Regions from separate parts of the Homo sapiens genome. Here region 2 is linked to region 1. A link is an interaction called in ENCODE POLR2A ChIA-PET data of the cell type or tissue named here. Cell type or tissue: GM12878. All regions are shown on one strand. Each heading gives the region's core, and the rest is flanking DNA. Links, peaks and the distances in the headings are about the cores only.

Region 1 (10,842 bases), core at 3,698-8,697:
CTCCCATCCACGTACAGCTCCCAGTCTACTGATGTTTAAGGGTGGTCTCGGAGGTTGGGCCTACTAGAATAAACTGAGTCCAATACTTTTACACAGTTATGTTTAACTGGGCTCTCTGATGCCAGGAGTAAGGTGGCAGGGTTAGGGTTTTGCAGACTTTAAGGGTTATGCGGGGATTTTCACAGAGCAAGCTTTGGTATCTAGTTAATCTAGCATTTATTAGCTAATGATGTCCTTTGGTATTTATTAAAATCACCACAGCATGGGGAGACTTTCTGTTTAGGTTTTGCCTAAGAGTTAGCTTGTTTGCTTCATGTGCTAACAGGGCCGTTGCTGCCAGGGCCCTTGGACATGGGGGCCAGCCTATGGAAACCCTGTCTAGTTGTTTTGAGAGATAGGCCACTGGCCTTGGCCAGGGCCCCCACATTCCGGGTTAAAACTCCAACTGCCATTTTTTTTCTTTCTGACACATAGAGTGTGATGAAGAGTTTTGTCAGGTCAGGTAGCCTCAGGGCTGGGACCAACCTGAGTTTTTTTTTAAACTCATGAAAAGCTTGTTGCTGTTGGTTGTAATAGATGTAGTTTATCTAATCTACATTTTTATTGACTGTCATCTACCAAAATATTGACTTAAATCTTGTAACTATTTGATTTCAAGCTTTAAATTGATCTGGTATTCCTTGCGGGGCTCCAATTGCATCTAAATAGATGTGAGAGTTGAAAGACCTATAAGAGGCTTCTCTCGCTTTACGATGTCTTATTATTTTTTTTTTTTCCTTCCTCTGGTTGATGAAATGCCAGGGTGAAAGGGATAGCCAAATGGACTAAAGCACAAGTGCAACCCTAGTTATTCAGCAGATTGCCCAGTAAAGGTCCACCGCAATACCACCACACATCCGCTCAGGGATGAACAAGGGCTGACTGGTTGATAAGCTCTTGAAAATTCTTAAGCTCACTGCATCCCTTCAGGTCTCCAAGGAATGCTAAGTCTCCTCCCTGCCATGAGAGACACTAAGTGAACTTAGTGTTGGGAGACGGAAGCTGGATGGCCCTCAGTGGCTGACCCGCAGGGACTTCGGGATATAGCAGAGAGAGCTTGGCATGACTTATTACTCCAGGCTGTAGAATCCTGGAAAAGAGCTACCACGCAACCCACGCCTGGTCGACTGGAGGACCACCTTAGTGGAAGGGGGACAATCAGGGCCTCTGGACTGCCATGTGCACAAGCATAACAATTGCTTTTGTTTAACGTGCAGATGGAACATCTGATCCATTTCAACCAGGCATTTGCATCTTGGTATGCTGTCTTAATTGTCAAAGTTTGTTTTAAGTCTTTAACTTCTAGGATCCTCTAGTAAAATGAACGTCTTTTTAGCACCTATTTTTATTAGTTTTTAGACCAAAGGAAGCTAAACATCATTTTATATCTAATAACGCTTCTTGTATGATTTTTATACCAGATAAGTTAAATTTTACCTTTATATTAGTGTGTTATTAATGTTAAACTTAATTTTAATAAAATCTTGTAGATATATTTATTCAATTTTTCATGTTTGACCATAATGTAAGATTTTATAGACTCTTTTTAACCTTTTATATTTTTTGTTAAAGAGCAGATTGATGCTTTAAGAAAAACCTGTTGCATTTTTAATGTCCAGTTCACAGAAAAACTGGATGATACCTTTTTAACTTTAGCTAATATGTTTACACACAGAATTTTCTTTACAATTAACGTTTTAAAACTTGCTTAAACTTTTAAAACAATAATTTTTTTAACCTCTTAATGTAGGTAAAAATTTACATTTTTATGTCTTCTTATAATTTTGGTTTTTTTGAAGATAACCATTTCTTTTTTTTAAAGCGAACTTTATGTCTTTGAACTAGACTGTCTAAGGCCACAAGATTAGAAGTTACCATAATACATGTTACACTGTTAACTTTAGCAAACTTCACTTTTGTTGAAAACCTTGTAAGTTTGGGTTTTCAATTGTTCTTTGCTATTAATAAGACCTTGTTTCGTCTAAATTAACTTAGAATTGGTATAGGTGGCCTCTTTTACTCTCTGCTGGTCTTTCCTTGCCTCTGCCAGCCGCTTATGCTGCTGTTCTCTTAACTACTGTGGAGGGGGGAAGGGGGTCTAAAACCAGCTGTAACTGTCTATGTACGGAAACAGGTCTGGGTGCCTTGGCTTACAGGTTACCTTGTGCCATACCTTTGAAACAAGGGACCTGTCCAGGCTTCCTTCTGATGGCTAACCCACCTCTAATGCTGGCCAGTGTATTTCACACAAAGCTCTAAGTTTCTCTAGAGTCATAGTGACTCCATAGTCTCCATTAAATCCTTTCTTGAAATGTTTTTAACATAGTTTCCAGTGGGGTGGGCTTACTTTGCGCCTGACCCATGTTTTTTCGAGACAAAACACCACGCTCACACCACACACACACACCACAAAACAAAGAACAGGTAAAAGGGCACACACACACACTTTTGCTGTTTACGCCAAACCAAAATCAAAACCAAAATCACAGTATCCAGAAATCCAAGCCAGGTCAAAAACCAAAACCAAAGTATCCAGCAATTCAGTTCAAGTCAAAACCAGAACAAAAGTGCCAGTACAGGCACACCATGGGTGATCAGGCCATGCTTCCACTCAGATGGAGTGGGGCAAGTTCAAAAGACTAGTCTTACCAAGTCAAGGCAAGTCAAAACCAGAACAAAGGTGCCAATACAGGCACACCGTGGGTGATCAGGCCACGCTTCCACTCAGGTGGAGTGGGGCAAGTTCAGAAGACTAGTCTTACCAAGTTTCAGATGTCCGGACTCCAAGTGCCAGTTCCTTCCCGGTGTTCAGCCACTGTGTTAATCCTCCGCGGGGGCCTGCTACCTGTTGCTCTGGTGAGGCGTTCCACCAGGACAATTTCCCACCCGGGAGCGCTCTTTGGAAGGCGTCACTCAGGCTGGTCAGAGTCCCCCGCAGGGATGCCCCACAGGGCAGGCTTAAGTAGCCTAAGGGGCTGCCTCGGCCCTCCCTCAGTCAACTCACTTCCTGGTCAGGGAACCAGGAGATGTAGCAGGACGAGCCACCGACAAAACCTCTCAGACACCGAGTAGTAGAAGGAAGGGCTTTATTCAGCTGGGAGCATCGGCAAGCTATTGCCTTAAAATCCAAGCTCCCCGAATGCACAATTTCTGTCCCTTTTAAGGGCTCACAACACTAAAGATTTCACATGAAAGGGTCGTGATTGATTTGAGCAAGCAGGTGGTACGTGACGGGCTGTATGCACCGGTTGTCAGAGAGAAACACAACAGGGCAGGGAGTTTCACAATGTTCTTCTATACAGTGTCTGGAATCTATGAATAACATTGGTTTCTAAGTTACGAGTTGATTTTTAACTACTGGGTTTAGGCCAGGCAGGCCCAGGCCCGGTTTCGGGCCTGGCGCCGGGCTGCCTGTCTTTGGTTTTACTTCCTTGTTGCTTTTTCTTAAAACAGGTACTGAGTATAAAACAATATAAAACAATATGAGAGGGTCTGTCTCTTCCCTCCATAGGATTGTGTTGGAATAACTCTGGGAAGATACGTTCTCCATTTGCTCTGAGGGCTCCTCAGTAGAATTCAGCTCCTATTCCCACTGTGCTAACTTGCTCGATAATCCACCCTATATTCTGTGCCTTTCCTTTCTCAGTTCCCTACTTTCCTGCCAGTGTTTCCTGGAATCAACACTAAGTTAATAACTTGCTCTCAACTCCTTGACTTAAGGTCTGATTCTAGGGAGCCACCAATGATGACATTGTCCTAAAATCACCCAACTAATAGGTGGAAGACCTGGGCGATCTGACCCAGAAGCTGATGCTCTTCATACTTTGAAGATCTCTCCAGCCACCATGCTCCTGACCTCACAACAACTTTCTTCTCTCTTGCACTTCCAGTCTCCATCCCAGGGGAGCGTCCCAACTCCCGTCTCCAGGGATGACCCATGTCTCTGGCCCCCTGGTGCACCCAAGCCAATCCCCTATTCCAGTGTCATCTTATGGACTCATCCCCCTTGCCTGTGTGTGGGGAAAAGAAAAAGAGATCAGACTGTTACTGCGTCTATGTAGAAAGAAGTAGACACAAGAGACTCCATTTTGTTCCATACTAAGAAAAATTCTTCTGCCTTGAGATGCTGTTAATCTGTAACCCTACCCCCAACCCTGTGCTCACAGAAACATGTGCTGTGTAGACTCAAGGTTTAATGGATTTAGGGCTATGCAGGATGTGCTTTGCTTGCTTGTTAAAAGTCATCACCTCTCCCTCATCTCAAGTACCCAGGGACACAAAACACTGAGGAAGGCCTCAGGGAACTCTGCCTAGGAAAGCCAGGTATTGTCCAAGGTTTCCCCCCATGTGATAGTCTGAAATATGGCCTCGTGGGAAGGGAAAGACCTGACCTTCCGTTAGCCCGACACCCATAAAAGGTCTGTGCTGAGGAGGATTAGTAAAAGAGGAAGGCCTCTTTACAGTTGAGATAAGAGGAAGGCATCTGTCTCCTGCTCGTCCCTGGGCAATGGAATATCTGGGTGTAAAACTCAATTGTATATTCCATCTACTGAGATAGGAGAAAACCACCTTAGGGCTGGAGGTGAGATATGCTGGTGGCAATACTGCTCTTTAATACAATGAGATGTTTATGTATGTGCACATCAAAGCACAACACCTTTTTCTTTAACTTGTTTATGATACAGAAACATTTTTCACATGTTTTCCTGCTGACCCTCTCCCCACTATTACCCTATTGTCCTGCCACATTCCCCTCTCCGAGATGGTAGAGATAATGATCCAAAAATACTGAGGGAACTCAGAGACCGGTGCCGGCACGGCACGGGTCCTCCATATGCTGAGCGGGGCGGGTCCTCCATATGCTGAGTGCTGGTCCCCTGGGCCCACTTTTCTTTCTCTATACTTTGTCTCTGTGTCTTTCTTTTCTCAGTCTCTTGTCCCACTCGACGAGAAACGCCCACAGGTGTGGAGGGGCAGGCCATGCCTTCACCTGTGAAAATCTTTTTCTTGCCAATCCCTGGCCATAACACACACACATGCACACGCACACGCACATATACACACACACATACACATACACACACACATGCACACACACACACATACACATAAAAAGAAAACTTGACATTTTGAAATTGCAACCCAAGACAGCTGGTTCCTTCCTCTTCACCACATTCCAGAGAACAAGAGGAAGAACTCTGTCTAGCAACTGTATACTTCAGAACAAGGTGTCAGAGTCAGGGTGCACCCCTCCATTGCTCCCCTATAACCCTCTTGGACACACACATTATTGTTGGCATTAACCTGAAATGCAAGGGGAGGGGAGGCTGGCTGACCAATACTAATTTCAGACAACTAAATACACGGAAATATTAAACAGCCATATCCCAAATCTATTAGATATCTGAAATCCAATGAAATTTATAAATCCTAATAGTGAAAACACCAACTTATTCTACTTCTTTCCTGCCAAATGTAATTGATTGGTTTTTGCTATTGCCATCCCCATTTAATATGTACAGACACAAACCTAAGAAATAAAATAGTGAGGGCCAAACATTTTGAATGTGTTTCATTTATAAAGTTGCAGTTCCTCCTTAAGGTTTTGAGTTTCTTTAAAAAACAAGACACCCTGCTAACTAATGTTTACCGGGTTAGAATTAGAGAACTGGACTACATGCCTGACTTCTCCATTCATTTTACAGAGTCACCTCAGGCAAGTTATTACACAAGTCTATCTCGATTTATTTATCTGTAAATTTGCAAACAAAAGAATCGTCTCATTTTTCCTGCAAAACTTGGAAGGAAGATAGAATGATAAATCTATAAAAGCATATTGAACCCCTTGGGGAACAGCCTTATCTACTTATATACATTAAGGTTATGTCAGTTTTCAGCTTCCGATGGTCTTGTCAAACCAGAGCACTATTTCCAATAGAAACTTCTCCTTGACATTCACATTGTGTTACGTCCTCAGTCCTCATATTTTAAGCTTGTTTGGCTTCAAGCAGAAAAAAATAGGAATTAAATCCAAAAATTGAAAGAACTGGCAAATAAAATCACAGTTTCAATCCTTGCATCCAAGAGGACCATAGAAATTAGCTTGTTGGATCAACTTGAATAGCCTCACAACAGAAACAGCTGTTTTGTGTCGAAGCAGTTGAAATATTGGAAAGCTCATAGCTTGGAGAGACTGTAATTCAGTAGTTTCTCTCTTTACCCACTCTCCTCAAGTGTTCACTGTTCCTTCCTGTTACCCATAATTGTGATTTCTTTGCTTCTGTTTTCTTTCTTTGCCTTTGCCTCCACTTAAGTTTCTCTTTTCTCTTTCCCATTTCTATCTCTCAATTGTCTTATCCTTCTCTTTTTTCTCACTCGTTTTTATTGCCATTGAACATTTAACTTTGCTACATGTTGTTGTGAGAGAGAAGGAAGAGGAGAAAGAGATGAAAAAAGCAGAATAAGAAATACTTACCTAAAAACTGCTTATCATATAGAAATTGCTCAAAAATATTCAGTGCCTAAATCAATAAAAATATCTCATATTTATGGAGAACATATTTACATTAAGGAATCTCTACAGGCATTTCCTATCATCCAACAAGGTAGATGCTGTTACTATCTTCATTTTCCAGATAAGGAAACTGAAGCTCAGAAAACCAAAATCAGATAACCAAGGTCACCCAGAGAGAAAACGACAGAAGAGGACACATAACCAGTTCTATCTGACTCAAAAGTCCATGTTCTTAACCACCATACTCTCTTGTAACAGGCATATGCCTGGTGCTTTCCTGACATCAGTTCATTTAACGGACATTAAACCAGAAATAGATTGCTTGATATATGACGCAGCTGAAAAAAGCCAGACATGACTAAGACAGAGATTTGAGACACCAGCTCCACCAATAGCTGTGTTAACTTGGCACATTATTTAAATTCTCTGAGCTCAGGTTCTTAATCTGTAAAATGAGCTTATCTGTATCTACTCTTCTGTTTGATGCAGTGATTAAACCAGCTTGCTCCATGCCCTGGTCTGTTAACTAGACAAACAAAATGGAGAAGAATATTCAAGAGAGAGGAAATAAGTCACGGAGACAGGAAACAGAAATGATTCTGCCTGGTTCAGTTTCTCCCAGATACCCTCCCTCACCTGCGAGCCAGGATTCCTCTTTCATACTTTCCTGAGCCAAATTTTTTCTTGCACTTTCATGCACCAAGTTTTTTCTCCATCTCATTACCTCCCATAAGTATAATTATAATTCTTGGTTTTCTTATTTGTATCTCCCTACCCCACCCTGTCCCCAAGGATGCCCCATAAGATCAGGGACCAAATCTGTCTTGCTAGCTATACCACCAACACACAGCCCAGTGCCTGGAGCGCAGATCGTGCTCAGAAAACACGTGTTGAATGAACAACTGAAGGTGGAAGGGCAAAGGGAAGGATGGAGAGTGAGATGGGGCAGATGGCACTGGATAGTAGGACTCCGTACTCATTCTTCCCAGTTGTCCTCAGGGTCTGTTGGAAATGCAGTCACAGTCTTCACCCCTCTCATAACTATGCCATTAGCTTCTGAAGCCCTTGAATCAAGATTTAAGAGGAGTAGCTGTGGCACAGAGGGACCCAGGAGAGACACACTGACCTGTGTCCCCAGAAAAGACTGACTTTTGAGCACCCCACCCTCTCCCATCATTTATCTTATCAGTGACTGGAGACAATTAGGTCTCCTTGATGGTGTGAAGAAATATAACTGCACTTCTCTCTAGATTCAAGGTAAATCACAAAAGATACGTTATTAAGAGTAATATTATAAATTACTCCCTGGGCAGTGCCATCAAGGCCCATGAATCCAGCTGCAGGGACCAGCCAACAACTCCTGAATCTATACCCAGCTTTTCAGTCCTGCTATCTACCTCCAGCTCTCAAAGGCACCTTAAACTCAAGAGGTCTGAAATTGAAGATAGTGAATGCCCACACCCACCCCAGGGCCCCCATAAAAACTGCTACTTCTATTTCTTCTCTCAGAGAGGAAGTACTTTTATTTTCTATTTGCCATTATGACTTGGACCACTTTGTCTTGGCTCTGTGGCAAAGGATTGGACAATTCAAATTTTCCAGAGGTCCCTTTTCTTCACTCTTAACAAAGCCATAGCAAGTGCTTCTGTCTCTTATTTACAGCCATGCTTTTTGCCTTTCAATGAGAAAGTAAAACAGAATAGTTTCCAGAGCTTTCAGAATTTTTTTTTTTTATCCAAAATGTGTTTATTGAGATGGTTTCCCACTCATCTTGATTCAGAGTGCTTTTAGTGCTGCTTCCTCGTGAAGGAATAACCTTCTGTAAGCCTCGCTTTTCCTCCTGTAGGCTGGCAGAGGACAGTGGAGCAGCCAACACACAAAACTACCGTTTGTGCGTGGCTAAAGACTGTGGTGATTATATAGCATCCTGGGCATTTCACATCCATGAAGTAGGAATTGGGGCTCTGCACCAGGCGTTTCTTCTTGTGTTTCCTCTTCTCCTGTTCTGGAGAGGGATGAAGGAGATCCTTTGCGAGAGGCATGTTCTCGTGTGGGTTATGTCGTCACAGCCGGAAAGGCGCTTTCAGAACTTTTTCCATTGAAATGCAAACACCCCCCTGGCGCCTCTGAACATTCTGAGAAATTGTTGGGTTTTGGCGATGTTTCCAGAAAACCTGGCTTTCTTCTCCTGTTCATGGCTGGTTTAAGTTCTTCCCTTTCCAAGCACATTCGAGTGAAGTCAGTTGTTGACTGTCTCTTGCAGGGCAAACTCCCAACTTGAACGCTAAACAAAGAGTAACTTTTTCATTCCAAATTTGGAATTGTTACCAGTAAACCTCTGAACCCTACCTTTGTTACATCTCCTCTCCAAATGTGATTTAGTTTCTCGACATGTACCCTTCTCCTTAACCCTGTCCGTGACTTACCACAGCCCTGTAGGCAGCTTACATAATGACAAGGTACACAAAAAAATCAGTGTGTGTTGTAAAGATAATGGCAGACATTGCCTTGGATTCTCTAATGTAGCCATCCTAACTGGTCTAAAATTATCCATCCACATTTTAAAATATTTTATACAACCCATGCTCTCTAACCCAAAGCATCAGTGTAACATATAATAAAGCCACCAATCTTTTCTGTCTTCATTTCCTCAATAGGATAAGTAATCTGAATGGGTAAACTAAGAAAGCAATTGCCAAGTGTTCAATTAACACATCACCAGATTCTGATCTTAGAATCAGCTCAGATATGTCTTCCTTACTTATTGTCTATAATACATAACCTCGATCCTGTAGTGCCACCATACACTGGCAACCTGAAAGATGTTGTGTTCCCCACTGTTTCACATGCGCTCATCTTTTGGGGAGGAATCATGTCTGGTTTTACTTTCGTTGTTCATAAATTAAACTCAGTGAATATTTATTTAATAACTGTGTGACCTAAGAAAAAAACTTATCTTATGGCTCCTAGCAAATTCATGCTCAGACAGAAAAGAAGCTCTATCTCATCTGGAGTGGAGCTAACAGTGGCTAACGCATGTGGAAGAAGAGCAAGTGAAAACTAAGAAGGAATAAACTGTCCTCTATTACTTGCTCTGCAAATCTGGTAAATCATCTGCAATCTCCATCTCCCACAAAATATCAGATATTCAAATATCATAACACACCCCAAATAAAAATTCTTATCAGAAATTAGAGAATAAAATTCAAGTTAAAAACACAGCTGTTGGCTGGACATAATGGCTCATGCCTGTAATCCCAGCACTTTGGGAGGACAAGGTGGGCAGAGCACCTGAGGTCAGGAGTTCGAGACCAGCCTGACCAACATGGCAAAACCCCCATCTCTACTAAAAATACGAAAAGTAGCCAGGGGGGTGGCACATACCTGTAAACCCAACTACTTGGGAGGCTGAGGCAGGAGACTTGCTTGAACCCGGGAGATGGAGATTGCAGTGAGTGAAGATCGTGCCATTGTATTCCAGCCTGGGCAACAGGGTGAGACACCATCTCAAAAAAAAAAAAAAAAAAAAAAAAAGAGAAAAAAAGTGTCTAATTTAATAATAAACTTCTTTAAGACTCTGTTTCATCTTCTGAGAAGTAGAGTCTTACTATTATTTCAGTGATTCTACAAATCAGTCATGGGCCTTTACTTACTGAAGTCTTAAGTAAAGCTTTGCAAGCCTATGACCCAAAATCAAGTCCAAAGATCAGTACTCATCTTTAACAATAAAATTTACATATACAGGTAATTGTGATTGTCTCAAAAAGGAAAACATTTGAAAAACCAAGTGGCAGAAGAGACTGAAATACAAAACAACTTTTAACCATGAGACTCTAACTACGGTTCACATCTAGACACTAAGAGGGCTCAGGCACAGTACTGGCCATACAGTATATGCTGAAGATATTTTTCTCAAGTTATGTAAATATATTCTAGAGCACTCCCTGAGAAGCAAAGTAGCAGTTCTGCAAAACTGCTGATCAGCCAGCACATCTTCTGGATGTTATGAGAACAAGAAGAAAATGGCATCACCCATGTGAGCCATATTGACCTTGACCTTGTGACCAGGAAAGGCACTGTCTTGGACCTCTCCTCTCAGCCATACATCCCACCAGCTCTCCATTCCACTCCATGGCTGGCCAAGATGTATTTTTCTGAACATATTTTATACACTTTAGCAGGCTCCAGGAGATGAGATCTTTTGGGAGGGGCTCAAACTTGAGGCCGTAACTAAAGTTCTAGTATGAATAGCAAGGTTCCTAAAGATGGATTTTAAATAGCAATAAATT
Region 2 (10,842 bases), core at 2,266-7,265, 130 kb after region 1:
CTCCTGGGACTTAAAATGCTGGGGATCAAACATTTGATTATGAAGAATTTTAAACATACGGAAGAATTGAAAGGGCAATGCCATAATCTTTCATATTACCAATTTACTTACCCAGTTCAACAATTCAGTAATTATTAAGAATATGCCATCGTTTTTTCTTCTATATTGGAATATGCTTACATATGTTTGGTGAATTATTCGAAGGTCAACTACAGATGTCATGACTGTCTACTTTTATGGAGAAATGGAAATGATTAGTAATGAGATACCGCATTCTCCACGTTATCTGGCTTTATGAACAGCCTTGTAATTTTGTAGCCAACCATAACTTACTAAAAATATTTTTATAGAAAGGTTAATGTAATTCTGTCTCCTAGCCTTGGTGTATTCTTTCGTCCATGAACATATCCATCCACACACTCTATATTGTGTGTCACCCCCTCGCTGAGTGGAGCAGAGCCTGCTCTTGTGGAACCTGTGGTCTCTCAGTGAGGACAGTTGAAGTAACTGAGGTGCACTTGGTACAGCGTGATAAGAGATGCCACAGGACAGGGCGCAGAGTGCTGTTGTTCACAAGTTTTTTTTTTTGAGACGGAGTCTTGATCTGTCGCCAAGCTGGAGTGCGGTGGTGTGATCTCGGCACTGCAGCCTCTGCCTCCTGGGTTCAAGCCTCAGCCTCCTGAGTAGCTGGGACTACAGGTGTGCGCCATCACGCCTGGCTAATTTTTGTATTTTTAGTAGAGACGGGGTTTCACCATGTTGGCCAGGCTGTTCTCGAACTCCTGATCTCAGGTGATCCACCTGCCTCGGCCTCCCAAAGTGCTGGGATTATAGGCGTGAGCCAATGCGCCCAGCATTCACAGGTATTTTTCTGGAGGAAGGAATGGAGTTTCACCCAAGGCCTCAAGGATACGTGGGTGAAGAGGGATGGAGGTGAAGTTGTGAGTTGGAGATTGAGATGCGTTCAGGACAGGGAATCCCAAGTGCAGAGGTCTAGAGGTGAGAGGAAATACCCTTTCTAGAAACATCTTGCAGTATGACTGGTATAAATGAAGAGAGACAGGGTGAGTGTTAAGGGAAGGTGTTGAGCAGATGGGAAGTGAGAGTTGGTGAAGGAAAGGTGGGCAAGGCTGGGACCACGGGTATCCTTGGAAGTTACCTTAACGCACCTGAACTTCCTTCTGAGGGACTGTGGATCTTTTTGAGGTTTAAATCAGAGCAAAGTCTTGATCAGGTCTGTGTTTAAAAAGATCACTTCAAATGGAGAATCGGACACAGGTGAGAACTTGTGTGGTTTACAACCTGGGCTAGGGTGATGATGATGACCAGGACAGAGAGGCAGTGACTTTGAGGCCTAATTGGAAGGGTGGGGGTTACCACATAAAATAACTTAGTTTTTCAAACATATGGAGAAGTTGAAAGAAAGTTATCTCCAGCAACTCAACTTGATCATGGCCAACTTTTCAGTGTGTTTGGTTTACCTGTTTTCCTATTATTTTAGCTATAAATTTACTTGGTTCCTTTAGTAAATCTCCACTGTGTCAGTCAGAAAGATACACTTAAATCCTGGCCACTTATTAAAATCAACAACTTGGCCGAATTTCTTAATCTTTATGTGCATGAGTTTCCTCATCTGAAACAATGACACTGCCTCCTAGGGTGATTATAAGGTCTTAATGGTCTGATAAGTGATAGACACCAACTCACTATATTTACTGGTTTGTGCATCCAAACAGCCCAGAGTTAGAGGTGGATTTCAGGCTTGGCTGGATCCAGGGGCTCACCATTTTTCTCGTTTCCCATCTGTTGGCTTCTTCAGATTGTAGCAACAGGGCCGTTAGCAGCTCCAGACTCAGATCTTGACCTCTTATCAAACCAGTGGGAATGTCTATGCTCATCCCTCCCTCTCCCACAAGTCCTAGGTTTAGTTAGACCAAAGTCGTATAATTGCTAAGACCAGAGTATTTGAAAAATCTGCACAAGGTTGGTCAGGTGTCATGCCTGAAGGGATGGTGTTGAAAATTTGGGGGTACTACCTGTACCATATGGAGAAGTAGAGGTGTTTCCATCTTAAAGCAATGGAGAAGGCTGCTCCCCCAACCAAAAGAAAATTAAACATTAAATAATTGATAGCAATAATTATAGTGTTATTAAATTTTGGAATCCTTGATAGTTGCAAACCTTTCCCACCTTCACTCATTGTAGAAGTTTGGAATTTTTGAATGGCTTCTGGTCTACACCTTTCACTATTTGTCCTCAGAATGGAGTGGGCAGAGTTTCCTTAGGTCTCTGCTTGGCCTGGGTACCGGCTGGTTCACATTACCAGGCTGATTTCCCCAGAAGCAGGTCCCCAGGTGAGCTTTCAGTGTAGTGATTTGGTTGGGAGGTTTGCCCAACAGCCCTCATATTTGGTACTGGACCATGAGACGCAAGGGCAGCCGTTAGGGCAGTGTCTTCCCAGGCAGCTCCTGCGGCAGGCAGCTGATACTGGGGACTGCTGGGAGCCAGCAAGGAGCACACTCAGACCCCCCAGCCCCCTGGGATATCCTGTTTTCATTCCAGGTGAGGACTCTTCCTATGGCCATTCATGCCCTTTACCTCTGACCTTCATGGGTTGACTCTCAGGAGGTGCCCAAGAGAAAGCTGCATGGGGAAGAGTTGCAGGTAGAGGGACTGCAGGCGTGAGCGCTGCCATGCTGTCAGTGTCTACTGCAGCAGGTGCCTGGAGATAAGGGATGCTGGGGCCATGGCATTCACAGCAGGGAACTTATCCTCTGCATAATATTCCTCTTTCTGTTGAAATTGCTACACCAGGGACCGTCTTTTTACTCCAAGTTAAGAGGAGAACTTAAACACTGGTTGGAAGAGAGAAGGATGGGATTTGTGAGTTTACCTGACTACTAAGACCTTTTCTGACCATTTAAATGTATTTCGTGAAGCTTCCTGACTTTTTCAGATCTTTTCAGATACTTTATTTAGAAAATGTCTTAGAGGCCAGGGTGCAAAACCCCAAAAAGTTAGGGTAGTTACCAGCATTGACAAAGCTGTTTTCTTCTTGTGGAATATGAAGTTTTCAGAATTCTGATTAATGAAATACCTACCCAGTGATGGTAATCAGAGCATAGATTTTATACTGGTGTTTAATAATCATTTTGTTTTTTAAAATATTGTGAAGTATTGGGGGTGGTGGTTGCAGGGAGTTTGGTTTTATTTAGAAAAACCTGGCTCTGATTGTGGGGAGGTGGTAGAATTGCAGTCCCAACCTTAGCTACTGAGGAGTGCCTGTGTGTTAAAATGAGGATTAGATGCAAGAAAGACCATAGAATTTGCTGGAGGTCACAGTGATCCCAGGATTCACAGGTTGCATTTCCAGAGCAACGTTCTTGAGAATTTCTAGTCCAGTCTCTATCACCAGGTGTTAAACAGCACACATAGCTTGGAAGCCACAGTGCCACTGACACATCAAAAATGCTGGGCTTACGGTAAATGAATGACAACCACTGCTGCTGAGCAAAGGGCCAACCTCCTCAGGATGCTTTTGTGAAATTTCTGGGGAATCCAACTAGTAACCAACTTTGATGTTGTAACTTTTTCTATATTGCTAGAATGAGCCTGAGAGAAAACTCACATGTTATGAGGCATGCCATGTATAGCAGTTCACTTTCATTAGCTGGTGGGACAGTAACGTTGAATGTGCCTGTGATTGGATGGAAGAAAACACGTGAATCTGTGCTCATTGCAGCCAGACTTCCTTGGAGCATAGGTAGAGAAGGGATGCCCGCTGCTTTCTGATTTGGAGAGGATGGAGAAGGCAAACTGAGGATTTTCCTCTAAATAATTTAGACTGCCTGGGCACGGGTGAGCATGGCCATGACGGAGCAATTGTTATTAAAGAGCCTAGCACAGTGTTGTGCTGACAGGTGGCGCCAGTGGTCCAGGGTCTACTTCCAGGAAGGTCTTGTACATTTCAAGTAAGTAAGGGACTAAGGAACCCTGGAGGTACTGGTTACTTTGGCTTGTACTGAGCATTTCTCTACATGTCTGTTTGGTTTCACCAATGTCATGTGCATCCTTAAATGAAGAATAGTGTTGGAAGCTTACACGTGGCTGTATAAAGAATGGGCAAGGTTGCCACTGTTATGTAAGGATGTCAGAAGAAAAACTGAAAAGCGTTTCAGTTCTCCATATGGCTTCAGCTTCCCTGGGAGATGAGCAGAGGCCACTCTGGCTTCAGTAGACAAGGTTGTAGGTGAGTCTTGACAAACAGACCCAGCTGAGGGTGTCCCATAAAGCGGAAGTGTGGGCCTGCCACTGGCAAGAGTGTGGTCTAGGGAAGGGGACTGTATTTAGACTGTCAGCTCTCCACAGAGGTCTAGCCAAACACTTGTATAGGCAACTGGCGAGTCCCCAGCTGAGCCCAGCCACCAGGAGGGGAGCTGTAGCCATAGTGTGTCTGCAAAACCACAGGAGTAGAGGGATGTGGCTGAGACATTCACTGCTGCCTCCCACCCCCAAGTGGTAGTGCTCTTGCATGGACGTGCCAGCATACTTGAGAAGAATAGGATAAATGGTGATTGCTATCAAATACCACATGGTAGGAAGCTTGTGCATCTTTGCTTTGAGCTATATATTGTGTTTTATCACACATTTATTTTATATCCTCACCTCATAGAAAACCTAACCGTAGGCTGAGTGCAGTGGCTCATGCCTGTAATCCCAGCACTTTGAAAGACTGAGGCAGGCAGATTGCTTGAGGTCAGGAGTTTGAGATCAGCCTGGCCAACATGGCAAAACCCTGTCTCTACTAAAAATACAAAAAATTAGCCGGGTATGGTGACAGGCGCCTGTAACCCTCTCTACTCAGGAGGCTGAGGCACGAGAATTGCTTGAGCCTGGGAGGTGGAGGTTGCAGTGAGTCAGGATCACGCCACTGCACTCCAGCCTGGGTGACAGAGCAAGACTCCGTCTCAAATGACAACAACAACAACAACAACAAAAAACCCCAAAAACCTAAATATAGAAGGCCAGGGAAGGGAAAATATATGAACAACCAAAAGACATGAATTTTAGAGTGTATATTTTTGAAGATGGTTTTTTAAAATTCAACTGAATGATGTTTGTCACAATTGTAATTAGATTTACTTTGATATTCAAAGTATGGCATACTAAAGAAGAAATTATAGAAATAATGTATATGATTGTAGTTCAGTGATAATTGTGAAGTTGAATAATATTAGGTCACATATTTCTTTTATGACGTATATTTTTATTATTTTATTGACCAAACCAAAAGGCTTTGGAGCCAGATTTGTCAAATTTGCATTCTGACTCTCCCTTTTACTACTGGGTTGATCTTGGCTTAACCCTTTTGGCTTCAGTTTCCTCCTCTTATTATTATACTTTTGTTTTTTTTGTATAGCAGGTAAGTGTATTGTGCCTGAATACTTGTTGCAGTGTTGATATGTGAATAACTTTTATTTTATTTTTAACAGGGACCTCCGAAACAATCTTATTAGTAGTATAGATCCAGGTGCCTTCTGGGGACTGTCATCTCTAAAAAGATTGTAAGTGTTTGAATTGCTTGCTTACGAGTTTGAATTGTTGCTTATATAAATAGCTGTCAACTTACTTTAACATGATGAAAAATGGACATTTAATAATTTTTTGAGCTTTACCTGGCCAGGTCCCTGATACAGAAAGAGGCTGGGCACAGTGGCTCACGCCTGTATTCCCAGCACTTTGGGAGGCTGAGGCGGGTGGATCACCTGAGGTCAGGAATTCAAGACCAGCCTGGCCAAGGTGGTGAAACCCCGTCTCTACTAAAAATACGAAAATGAGCTGGCATGGTGGTGTGTGCCTGTAGTCCCAGCTACCTGGGAGGCTGAGGCAGGAGAATCACTGGAACCTGGGAATGGGAGACTACAATGAGCTGAGATTGTGCCACTGCAAGACAGAGCGAGACTCTGTCTCAATAAAACAAAAAGAAAGAAAAACAAAGAGTATTTTATATAAGTAGCTGAGAAGGTGGTTGATTTGCACAGTGGTTTGATTTGTTTGGTGGTGGATGGCTGTGTTACTCTTATGCTACTAAAATCATTACCATGTCGGCTTTGCCGGCGCACATAATCTGTAGACGATTTTCAAATTATGAATCCATTCAAACTGTGTCTGTTGTAAATGCCATATAAACAGAGGTACCTTTTAAGTAATGATTTAAAGTCTTGCTATTTTCATGTGTATCTATATATTACAATTTTAAAACCTAAGGACCAGTTTTTATTGCTTCTGAAGCTAAACAACTCCCCTATCTCCTATACGAAGCTCCTTTCACAGTTGCTGTCTGAGCAGGCCCACATTTGAGAAGCGGCTCTACACAAAAGCCATGAGGACTGTCTCTCCATCCTTTATGCTTTCTGAAAGCGTTTACTGAGCACTTGCCACTTACCATGCCCTGACTTCTTCGGAAGATCTTGCAGACCCTTGGGGTGGGGAGGATAGATAATGTAGGGGAAGAAAAATAATTTTCCCTCTACCCTTCTAATTTCTCAGCTTGGACCTCTAACAAAAGACAGATTAACAGGAGAAAAACAAGTTTATTGAGAAAACTCAGGAAAAGAGTAATTCTCAAAAGAGGTGGCTTAGAACTCTGGCTTATGTAGCATTTCAACAAGGAGCAATACATTTTTAGAGAAGTGACAAGACAAAGGAAAAGGACCTTGAGTCTCTTAAGGGAAAGCAAATTGTGGGAAGGCAAATATATTGGAGACTAATGGTAGATAAAGTCCAGTTAGTAATGTTTGTTATGTAGATTCCTTTGGTGCCTTGTCTAGGCTGATAAGGGTCCAAAGCCCTCTCCTGGGAGGAACTTTTGTCCTTTCTGGTGGAGAGGGGAGGAGGGACACCTTTGTAAATTTATGTCCTGCTTTTAGTCAGATAGGGTAGAGCAGAGAACTTTTCTTGTATCTATCTGCTTTTCAATTGCCTGTAGCTGGAAATAATCCTTATGCCAACATGACATGTTTTGGGTGGCATGTTCTGCTACCCTTCAGTCGTTAGTGAAAATACGTCTGAACGCACACACAGGCGCTGTAACAGGTTAGATCATAAACAGAACCTGCTAGGGAAAGGAGAGAGCACCTGCAATGGGAACAGCCTGCCATGAGAGCCACTGACGTGTTTAGATTTGAACTTTCTCCCAAGGAATGAATATGTATTAAAAAGGCCTTCCAAACAGGGTGGGCGCAGGTGTGCAAGAATGTATCTCTTGGGACAGTAGTTTAGTTCTTTGATCAGAGCAGAAAGTAGAAAGAGGGAAAAGAATATTGGGAGATCAGGCCGGTCAGGGACTGGGATTTTGAAGACCTGCTATATTAAAAATGTTTAATCTGTTCTTTTGACAGTGCGGGGCTACCAGAACTTTTTTATTATGGAATTGACGTGATCAGATTTGTATTTCAGAGTATTCCTGATAGCAATAAGGAGAAACCACATAAATGTAGGGAGACCAGGGACAAAAGATCAGGGAGAGAGACCAGATCCATGGTTTTATTTTCCTTATAGTCATCCTTTTGGTGGGCTCTGTGTCTTGTTTTTTGGGGTTCTTATATACTTCTTTAAGTTTTCTTTTTTTTTCCGCCTCCAGTGTGTGTGGGTATTTTTTTTATGTCTTACTGGTTTTCTGTAGTATTTGCATCATAACACTGGGTATGGCTGCTTTTAGTTTAATTATGCCATGACTTAAATGTTGACATTGACTTTCCATCTTAATACTTTTGACATCGTCTGTCTTATTTAGTCGTTTAAAACCTATTTCTTTATTTTTTTTTTTAACTTTTTAGTTCAGGGGTACAAGTGCAGGTTTGTTGCGTAGGTAAACTTGTGCCATGGGGGTTTGTTACACAGATTATTTCATCACCCAGGTATTAAGCCTAGTACTCATTAGTTGTTTTTCTTGATCCTCTCCCTCCTTCCACCCTCCTCCCTCCAAAAGGCCCCAGTGTGTGTTGTTCCCTCTATGTATCCATGTGTTCTCATCATTTACCTCCCGCTTAGAAGTGAGAACGTGCAGTATTTGCAAAACCTATTCCTTTTTATTGTAAAATCCAATTGTAAAAATTGGTCATGCTCTTTTTTGCAAAAGATTTTTTTTTATTGCTTTTGCAAGTAAAATATCTTTCATCTAAAAACCTATCGTCTGTAGCTTTCCTCCTATTTTTCTCTCTCAGGCAGCCTTAAGGGTCAGAATTCTGTAAGATTAAGAAAGGTAGGAGTTAAAGGATTTTCTCTTTGTCTTTTAAAATTAGTTACAATTTGAATCAGTAGGGAATTTCCTACCATAGTTTTTGCTGGGGGTGAGTGGTGGTCTCCTGTGTTTATCAGTCTGTCTGCGCTCATTAGAAACTCAGGGCCATCTGGAGGAGATCTTGCTACTAATCAGTTTTCTTCTCTTCTGCCCATTCTGCACTTTATTATTTTCTAGTGAAGACTTTTAATGGAACAAGTTAGAAAAGCTGGCTGGTCTGGGGTAGGTGGTAGTGGAGATTGGAGTTCTAGGTAAGGAAGGTAAGCATTATAGGAGGGTAGACATTAGGCATCAGATTGCATGGGACCAAGCCAGGTTTAGAGTTCAGTAAAAGGACTATCAACCAGGTGTAGCAGCGTAATCAAAATGATAAGGTGGTGATCGGTGTCAGTTCAGTTCAACAAAAATTCATGAAGTTCATCCTGTGAGCCCAACTGTGAGCAAGGGTCTGGAGACACACAGGTAAATCAGGAAGCTCTCGAGGAGTTTGCAGTCTAATGGAATTACGAACACCGACCAAGAGTCTGGATATGGAATTGAAATACATTTACAAAGAGATGAAGCAGTAGCTAGAGTTTAGCTGCTAAGAGTCTTGGAAGTTGTTAGGACTCAGCTATCCAGACACAGGCAGGGGATATGGAGCATGACCGTAAACAGGCTGCACCTCCAGACACAGGTCATTAGGGAGTTGAGGGGCAGCAGCAGGTGAGCATGATTTATAGCAGTGACTCACTTTCTTTGTGCTTCTGTCTGTGCTGGAGTCAGTTTTGCACCCATGCCTAGGAACATGAGTCCTCAAGTAGAAAGCAAAAGTGTAGGGGCTAAGATCTACCCTATCAGAAACTCGGGCTGATGCTGAATGATTTTTATTTCAACCATCCCTCCCAGTGATTCTGATGTGAAAGTATGAGAACTTTTAGAATATTTTTCCCTGCAATCTATTTTTTTCCCTCAATGGGAGGAATGTGAAATAATACTGTCAGGTCCTTTTCTTATCCCCTCCCTCTGTGTTCCACACTGTTGTAGTCACAGCTTTTAGGTAATAAAAATATTAATGCTGATTTTATCTCTATGCTGAGATATAGTTTGAAGAAAACCTATTGTTAATAAAAAGCAGTTTCTTCAGTATGTTTTAGATACTGCAGACTATCTTAATGCTGATTTTATCTCTATGCTGAGATATACTTTGAAGAAAACCTATTGTTAATAAAAAGCAGTTTCTTCAGTATGTTTTAGATTCTGCAGACTATCTTAGATTCTCCATCTAGTTATTTATCTTTCAGTAAATAATCTCTCAAGCACTGCCATCCAAAATGAATTTTAAAAATTCTCATTCAGGAGTATTTAATATAATTACTGATATTGTACCAGGCATTGCCTTAGTAGTCTTTCACTGTGTTACACGTTAAGTAGTCTCTTGTGTTCTTGCTTAGGAAGGTAATTGCCATTTATAATATTCTTCCCACTAGAAGATACATTCTTAATTCCAAACAGATGACTTATAATTAACTTAGGGTACACAGCTTGCAAGCTGAAGAAGTCCTGTATGTAAACTCAACGGGATATAAAGATATTTGACAGTAGTGATGTTTGCTAGTTGCTCATAGATACAGACCGTTTTTCTTATGGGTTCTTAAGTCATTAATTTCAGTTGTGCATCTCCCTTAACAAGAACACATAAAGTATTTTTGTTATTAAACCATGCCTTTGCCTTTAGTTTATAAATAATTTGATTTAGGAAGTTGAAGTGGCTTTCTGAAGAATATACTATCAGAAGTAGGTGAACCCTAGATCCATCAGTTTCTCTTGTTTTATCAACGAATTTAAGTTGATTCTCAATCCAAATAACAACCCATTATCAATATCTAAATACCATTTTAAGTAGGTATAGCTGTAATGAAATTGTTTCCCAGAGAATCAATGGTGATTGCACCACTTAAAGCTCAGAATTGAGACAAGATTATAAATAGAGCCTAGATATGCTTGTTTATGCAACAATTTACAAGAAGATGCCTAATTTTTGTTAACAGTGAAACCCAGAATTAAAAGGAAAATCAACTGGGATTTAAAAGAAAAAGTCCCACGTGATTAAATACTTAGGAGCTACAGAAAAACGAGGACAGATAAAGACTTATATTGCTTAAGATTCTTTTATCAAATGTTGCCATAACAGAGGGAAGGCAGAACTATGAAATTATTGAAATTAGGATTACCTAAGGTGCTGTATTAGGCCTCTCCAGAGAGAGAGGACCAGTAGGATGTATGAGAGGGGATTTATTAGGGGGAATTGGCTTACATGATCACAGAGGGAGAGAGGTCCCACAATAGGCTTTCTGTAAGCTGGAGGGCCTATGAATCCTGTAGCATAGCTCAATCAAAGTCTGGAAGCCTTAGAACTGGAGAAGCTGACCTTGCAGTCCCCAGTCCAAGGCCGAAGGCATGAAAGCCCCAGGAAGCCCACTGATGCAAGTTCCAGAGTCCAAAAGACAAAGAACCTGTAGCCTGATGTCCAACAACAGGAGGAGAAGACATCCTGCTGT

What was found. ChIA-PET counts read pairs that join two places held together with the same protein. Peaks named below come from ENCODE experiments on the same cell type or tissue, not always from the same donor. Only the 100,000 strongest peaks of a DNase experiment are listed, where the experiment ranks them.
Region 2: POLR2A ChIA-PET joins it to region 1 with 5 read pairs; 2 of 35 experiments call an interaction of 5 or more read pairs at or near these places.

What each region holds. Positions count from the first base shown.
Region 1 is chr4:22,591,949-22,602,790 of GRCh38, reverse strand. It overlaps the pseudogene RPS27P13. Among named protein-coding and RNA genes, the nearest start is that of ADGRA3, 81 kb to the right of the region's middle. In GM12878, for the core only: no CTCF peak of the experiment used is centred there; DNase peaks (open chromatin) are centred at 6,810 and 7,050.
Region 2 is chr4:22,456,459-22,467,300 of GRCh38, reverse strand. ADGRA3 (adhesion G protein-coupled receptor A3) reads left to right here. Exons shown (of 19, transcript NM_145290.4): 3 at 5,493-5,564. Among named protein-coding and RNA genes, the nearest start is that of MIR12115, 53 kb to the left of the region's middle. In GM12878, for the core only: no CTCF peak of the experiment used is centred there; no DNase peak of the experiment used is centred there.